Regions from separate parts of the Homo sapiens genome. Here region 2 is linked to region 1. Evidence: chromatin contacts called from ENCODE Hi-C data. All regions are on one chromosome and are shown on one strand. Each heading gives the region's core, a stretch centred on a gene start or an enhancer-like site at or near the end of the contact. The rest is flanking DNA. Distances are from core to core; before and after follow the strand shown. Region 1 holds the start of LRRC28 (leucine rich repeat containing 28). Region 2 holds the start of TM2D3 (TM2 domain containing 3).

Region 1 (2,875 bases), core at 131-2,630:
CAGCAAGTCTTATTATTTGGGCTGACCATTAAACACCGTATCTTTGTTTTTACACAAAATGTGGATTTCCTCATTTTAAGACCAGCAAAAAATTTCTGAGTGCCACGAATTCTTAGGTATTCCGAAACTATCTTAGAAATACATGACATATACCAACCATGCTGTATACCTGAATAGCTCTTGAAGACCAGATTTAATAGATAACTGATAATTTTTATTATAACTCATACCTTGTTTTAAAACCAATGTTTTTTATTTAATATAACTCTGCTTTCTAGGTTATTCGTCTCTATGAATAATTAAGTCAGCAACTGTAAAAACTACTTCATTATAAAGTTAAAGTTCCTTGACAAGGAGCCTCGCAAACTCATAGACAGGCTTTCCACAGAACAAAAAATATCAGCGGTTGTAGTAGAGGATTATACTTTAAAATCTTCATTTCAGAAGGAAATTTGTCATATTAATGAGACACTTTAAAAAGTGTCTTTTAAAAATGTTTCCGAACTATGCTTCCAAGTATTTTTAACAGCATAAAGCCCTCTTTCATGCTATTTCGCTGACATAATAATTTTCGTCTTGAAGAAATACATATTGACGGCCTACTCAGTCAGGCTAGGAAGTGTCATTGTATTTAACTCTCTAAATTGTTCCTGACCTTTTTAGCAATCTTTACTCAAAATAAACCTTGGGTGTTTGAAGGGCAGAGACTAGGTTACGTCCTCCTCATCTTTGTTATCTACCAGTTCGTAGTGACCCCTTAAATCCGGTGCTTAGACTCACTACTTGCTAAATAACGTTGGCTTCGTTACATAAACCCACTGGCCTGTTTTTCAACGGTCAGACTGGCGCTGTTAGTCCCTGTGTCATGGGATTGCTGTCAAGGGTTCAACGAGATAATCTATAAACAGCTCTTAGAACGAACGCTCAACGTGGGATCATTGTTGTAATCCCTCAACGTGTGCTCTGAATGAGAAGCCGAGTGACTGAATGAATGTATGAATGAAGGAACAGGTCAGTAACTGGCGGTTCCCGAAGTTGGAGCCGACTAAATTACCCCTTCAAGACGCTAAGCAAAAGCCACTCCGTCGACATCAAACCCCACGCCGGAGCCGGAAGCAAGAGTAGAGCCGCGGGCGGGGCCAGCATAGAGGAAGTAGCGCTCTCGGCCAATACACAGATCGCTTGGCAAACGAGCATTTTCCCGCGCCTATCGTGAAAGCGCGAGAACACAGGGGATTATCGCGAGGTTCCGTGCTCCTCTCCCGCTCCCTCTTCCCCAGCTCCCTCTGGCGCGGGTTCCGCTCCACCCCCGGAGCCCCGCCCCCGACGCCCGGCGCTCCGCCCCGCCCTCGCCTGGCTCCCTGCCCCGCCCCGCCCGCCGTCCCCCGCTTGGCTTCCAGCGCCGCTTGCGCTCCGGAGCGCTGGCTCTGCTGGCGCTGAGGTGAGTAGAGCTGTCCGCCTCGTCGGGTGATTCAAGTGGCGAGGCTCTCTGACCCGGCCCCCCGGCGGGGACGCCCCAGACGTGGTCCTGCCAAAGCGTCCGGGTCGCGGCGAGTGGGACAGCGGAGCCGTCCGGGCCTCGGGTGGCCACAGCTGCCGGGTCCTCCTCCCACTCTGCGGCCCGCGGCCCCTGGGACCCGAGAACCCTGATACCGGGTCCGTGAAATCCCTGCTGCTGGGCTCGCTGCTTCCCAACTGTAACGATCTCAGTGGCTGGCTAACTCGGGCGAAACGGCGTGTGTTTTGCCTAAGACTCTGCCAGTGTTTGTTACCACAGCTGAGAAAATAGCCTTTTACAAATGCTTTTAATATGTAGCTTATAGTTCTCTAATCTCCAGCGTTAGGAAATTGGAATGCGTATTCTACTAAATTGAGTACGGGGAGGTCAGTATAAGGGACTCCTTCCTTTCAAAATACTCCTTAATATGTGTGGAATTTTGTTGAGAGGTTTTTGATTTTTTTGTTTTGTTTTTAATAATAAGATAGATTGGTGTTCACCTGTCAGAAAGCTCGTGTGTAAGTGCAGCTGTATACAGCTGATATTAAGTAATACTATTTGCCTTAACTACATAAGAGGTAGTATAACTATACAAGAGGTAGTTTGCTTAACTAGGTAAGATGTAGTCAAGTGAAATGGGGTAAGAAAATTACCTTGTTAAAGGCTGTGTATGGCCCGTGAATGCATACTGCAAAACTGTGAGCATTGTTGATGCTTTATTGCTATTATTGGCAGTTTTAGGATTTCATTTGTTTAGATTTTATCTCCCAAACAGCCTTTGTAGCAATTTTAACAGAGTGTAATGGTGTTTTTGAGGCAGCCAATCCCAGCCAGAACATTCAGAAGGAAAGCCGTCAGGTTACAGGGACTGTCTTATTGAATCTTCCTTCAGTGAGTGTGGTTTTGCATTATAGGGCGGCGGTGCACACGCTTTGTAGTCAGTCCACCTGCGATGGAACTATGGCATGTTACCCTCTGAGAAACTCAGTTTCCTCCTCTACAAAACGGGCTACATAATGTCTATTGCAGTGCATGGTTGTAAAGATTAGACATCCTTGTGGCATGTAGCAAGCTTATAGGCTCTATCCGTGGTCTTGACATAGTTGGATGAAAAATCAACCTTGCAATGTTCTTCCACATGTCATCAGATATTAGAAGGCCTACTTTAAAATTTTAAGTCCCTGGATACATGTGCAGAATATGCCGGTTTGTTACATAGGTAAACGTGTGCCATGGTGATTTGCTGCACCTGTCAACCCATCACCTAGGTTTTAGGAAGGGTTACTTTTAGTTACTGTGCTAGATGCAGGTATGCAAGCGTGAAGAAAACAACGCAGTCCCTGCCCTCAGGATTTCTAAATAAGTTTCGGAAGGGTT
Region 2 (3,148 bases), core at 271-2,770, 2.4 Mb after region 1:
CTTTCAAAAGCCTGCAAGAGTTAAGAACTCTTGTGCTTTCTCTAAAAAGTAATCTGAGTTTAAAATTCAAGTGCACTGCTGTTTTTTACATCCAAATAAGAATCAGTAAAATATCTCTGCCAGTTTCAATTCACTGAAGTAATGTCACTTTAAAGTGATGAAATTATAGTCAGAGCCTCCACCTAGCAAAACACACTAATGCTTGTTTAAAACTGGTCCTACTTTACTCACTGTATTAAGGAACAATTCTACAAAATACTCTTTTTGATCCCGTGACTATGTGGCTGGAAGGTGGACACTTAGAATCACAAAGCAGAAATGACTTTAGGTCGTCAGACCAACCCCACCGCTTTAAAGATGAGGACCAAGGTCCAAAGAGGATAAATAATTTGTTCAAGATCCCAGTAGCAAAACCAGATCTAGATTTCAAGTCTCCATCAGTCCCGCTGTAATCCTTCCATTTCCACAGTCCTGAGGGAGCCTTTAATATTCCAACATCAGGAACAGGGTTTTAGCAGTAGAGGAAATTTGCTGAAGGGAAAGAAGCACGGACTGAAGGTTATTTTGATGGATGAAGTGGAAAAATAATAGAAATAAGGTGACAAATGAGCGTGGGATTGGAAAAAGAGAGGAGGCAGAAACGTCAAAAGGTATAAATACGAAGACTATCTACTGAAAATGGCTGTGTATCTACCCTTAATTCACATAATCTAAAATACAATAAATATTCAAAAATGGAAAGTGACTTCGTATACTAAAGGGAATTTTTATAAAAACAAAGAGAAACTACTAGAGATAACTACATGTATTTACTAGAATAGAAAACGTCTAGTACCTGCTGCCCTGGGAACTACTGTGAATGTGCGTGTTGGGCCCGGATCCTTTATTGACTGAGCCAGCGCCTGCGATTGCTCTAAATTTAAGGATCGTACAATTAGAGAAACACGTTATCCCGGGACAAGAAAACCTTATTTTGTGTGGTTAACACGGCGGGTCTACACCAGGCCAATAAGCTGCTCATGAAAACCTCACGGCTGGTCAGCCAGAAAACACAAAGCTTAGGGACGAAACGTCAACAGAGTAGACATCAGTTCAGGTCAGCCGGCAACGAGGGACCGAAGGATGACATCGCGCTCCAGTTCCGCCTCCCCGGCCCAGCCCCCAAGCGCTCCATCTCCGTGCCAGGGCTCCGCAGCCGCGATGGCGGGCTCGGTGTCGCCGGAGCGGAGGGGCGGCCTCGGGCCGGGCGGCCAGGGCGCCAGACTCCAGATGCAGCGACAAGCGGCCCGGAGCCCGGCACTCGGCCTCCTCCCCGCGTCAGCGTCCGCCCGTGGGCCCGGCCTCCTCGCAGCTCCCGGGGCCCTGCTGCCACTCAGCCCCACCCGGCGCTGAACCCAGCCTTTGACTCACCACCGCCCGACAGAATGCAGAACTGCGAGAGGAAGAGCAGCACGCGACACAAGGCGCGGAGGCCCCTCAGCGGGAGCACCCCTCCCGCCATCTTGCCAGCGCCTGCGCACTTCCGGGCCGGGGGGCGGGGCGCGCCTGGGAGCCGGAGCGTGAACTGGACGCAGGCGCGCTGCGACTCCTGGCGGCCGGCGTTTGCGCTTTCGCTGTCCTCGCGCGGGTCGCGGGTTTTCTTCCGGTTGAGCCTTCTGGGAGGTCCCCGAGGAGGATGCGAGCCTGGGAGGTTGTTCCATTTCCACGCGCCCCTCACGCCCTTGGACGAGGCCCTCACCCCTGGTTCCACTGCAGGAGACCTGTTAAAGGTCATCCGTGGACCGAAATGCGCGCCCGAAGCAACCAAGAGCAGAGGCGGGCGAACGCGGGAGGCTGGCCGCCCCAGTGTGTGGTCGGATGTTGTGTGCTGGATCTCGTGCGAAGGTTCCGAGGACACTATCGCGTGGCGTTTCATCCTAAAGACACTTATTTACAGTCGGGGAAGCGGCCCCGGGACGACGAGGGCCCGAGGGACCCCTCCCCTGGGGCCGGCGCTCAGGCCTGCCGCGGCTTTCACTTCTGGCCGGCCTCTTGAAGATACGCAGCACTTCCAGAAAGTTCCTCTCAGGCCTGGAGAAGCAGGATGGCCCGAGGCGCTGGGAAGTGAGGGGAGGGTCCAGAGCCCAGCCCTGCCTGGGGAAGGTCGCGGCCGTCTGGGGAGCCGCGCTCAGGCCCCAGCTTGCGGAGACCCTTGCCGGTTTCTGTCACAGCACACCTGGGAGAAAGCGCTGGTGACAGGTGCTCTCCTCCCACCCACGTGCTTCGGGATCGTTCATTCCGCGGTCTTCTGACTACCACCCCCTCACGTGCATGTTTGCTGAATGACTTTTTAAAAAATACATGGAAAAGTGCCGGCACATAAGCCCTGAATGTTAGCTTTAAAAATCGTATCACGGCCGGGGGCGGTGAATCACGTCTGTAATCCCAGCACTTTGGGAGGCCCAGGCGGGCGGATCACGAGGTTAGGAAATCGAAACCATCCTGGCTAACAACACGGTGAAACCCTGTCTCTACTAAAAATACAAAAAAATTAGCCAGGCGTGGAGGCACGCGCCTGTGGTCCCAGCTACTGGGGAAGCTGAGGCAGGAGAATCGCCTAAACCCGGGAAGCGGAGGTTGTAGTGAGCCGAGATCGCGCCACTGCACTCCAGCCTGGGTGACAGAGCGAGACTCCGTCTCAAAAAATAAATAATAAAAATCATATCACACAATCTGCACCTTATACTACTACACAAGCCTGATATATATTGTTTTGTTTGCCAACTGTTTCACTGTTCACATCCCTCAGGAAGTTAACTAAATGATCAGTATATTGAAAAGAGATTATTTCTTACATTTCTTTTGAATTTCACAGCATATCGCAAAATAAACAATACTTCTTGTTTGGTAGCTGAATTCTCTATTGACATAATGCCATTTTAATTCAGTTCTGAGCACGTAGAGCATTCCTCTCTTTAAAATCTGAAATCCATTTCAGTACATAAATCCATGGAATGTCATCCCATCAAAAAAGTAACAACTCTAGGTGAGCGGCTTAGTGGTGGTAGAAGCCCACAGCTGAAACGCTGGAAACACTGATGCAATTCATTTGGGAATTTATTTTTTTCTAAAGCGGAACAAAACCTAATTATGAATAAGAAACATTTAA

What was found. A loop is a pair of places that touch in the nucleus more often than their neighbours do. Pooled maps may share reads with other maps.
Region 2: a map of CD8-positive, alpha-beta T cell shows a loop between it and region 1 (11-fold over the local background). The contact joins the promoter of TM2D3 here to the promoter of LRRC28 in region 1. A Hi-C loop is called at or near these places in 2 of 168 maps with a recorded cell type or tissue (both CD8-positive, alpha-beta T cell), 2 of 37 single-sample maps with no recorded cell type and 9 of 50 pooled maps.

What each region holds. Positions count from the first base shown.
Region 1 is chr15:99,250,101-99,252,975 of GRCh38, forward strand. It overlaps LRRC28 (leucine rich repeat containing 28), which reads left to right and starts at 1,381. Exons shown (of 10, transcript NM_144598.5): 1 at 1,381-1,441. It also overlaps a transcript of TTC23 not described here. RefSeq lists an enhancer at 856-905 and a silencer at 1,156-1,695.
Region 2 is chr15:101,650,861-101,654,008 of GRCh38, forward strand. TM2D3 (TM2 domain containing 3) reads right to left here and starts at 1,521. Exons shown (of 6, transcript NM_078474.3): 1 at 1,411-1,521; 2 at 836-913. The coding sequence starts at 1,501. It overlaps TARS3 (threonyl-tRNA synthetase 3), which reads right to left. Exons shown (of 19, transcript NM_152334.3): 19 at 2,736-3,148. RefSeq lists silencers at 1,109-1,668, 1,909-2,098 and enhancers at 1,759-1,818, 1,925-2,815.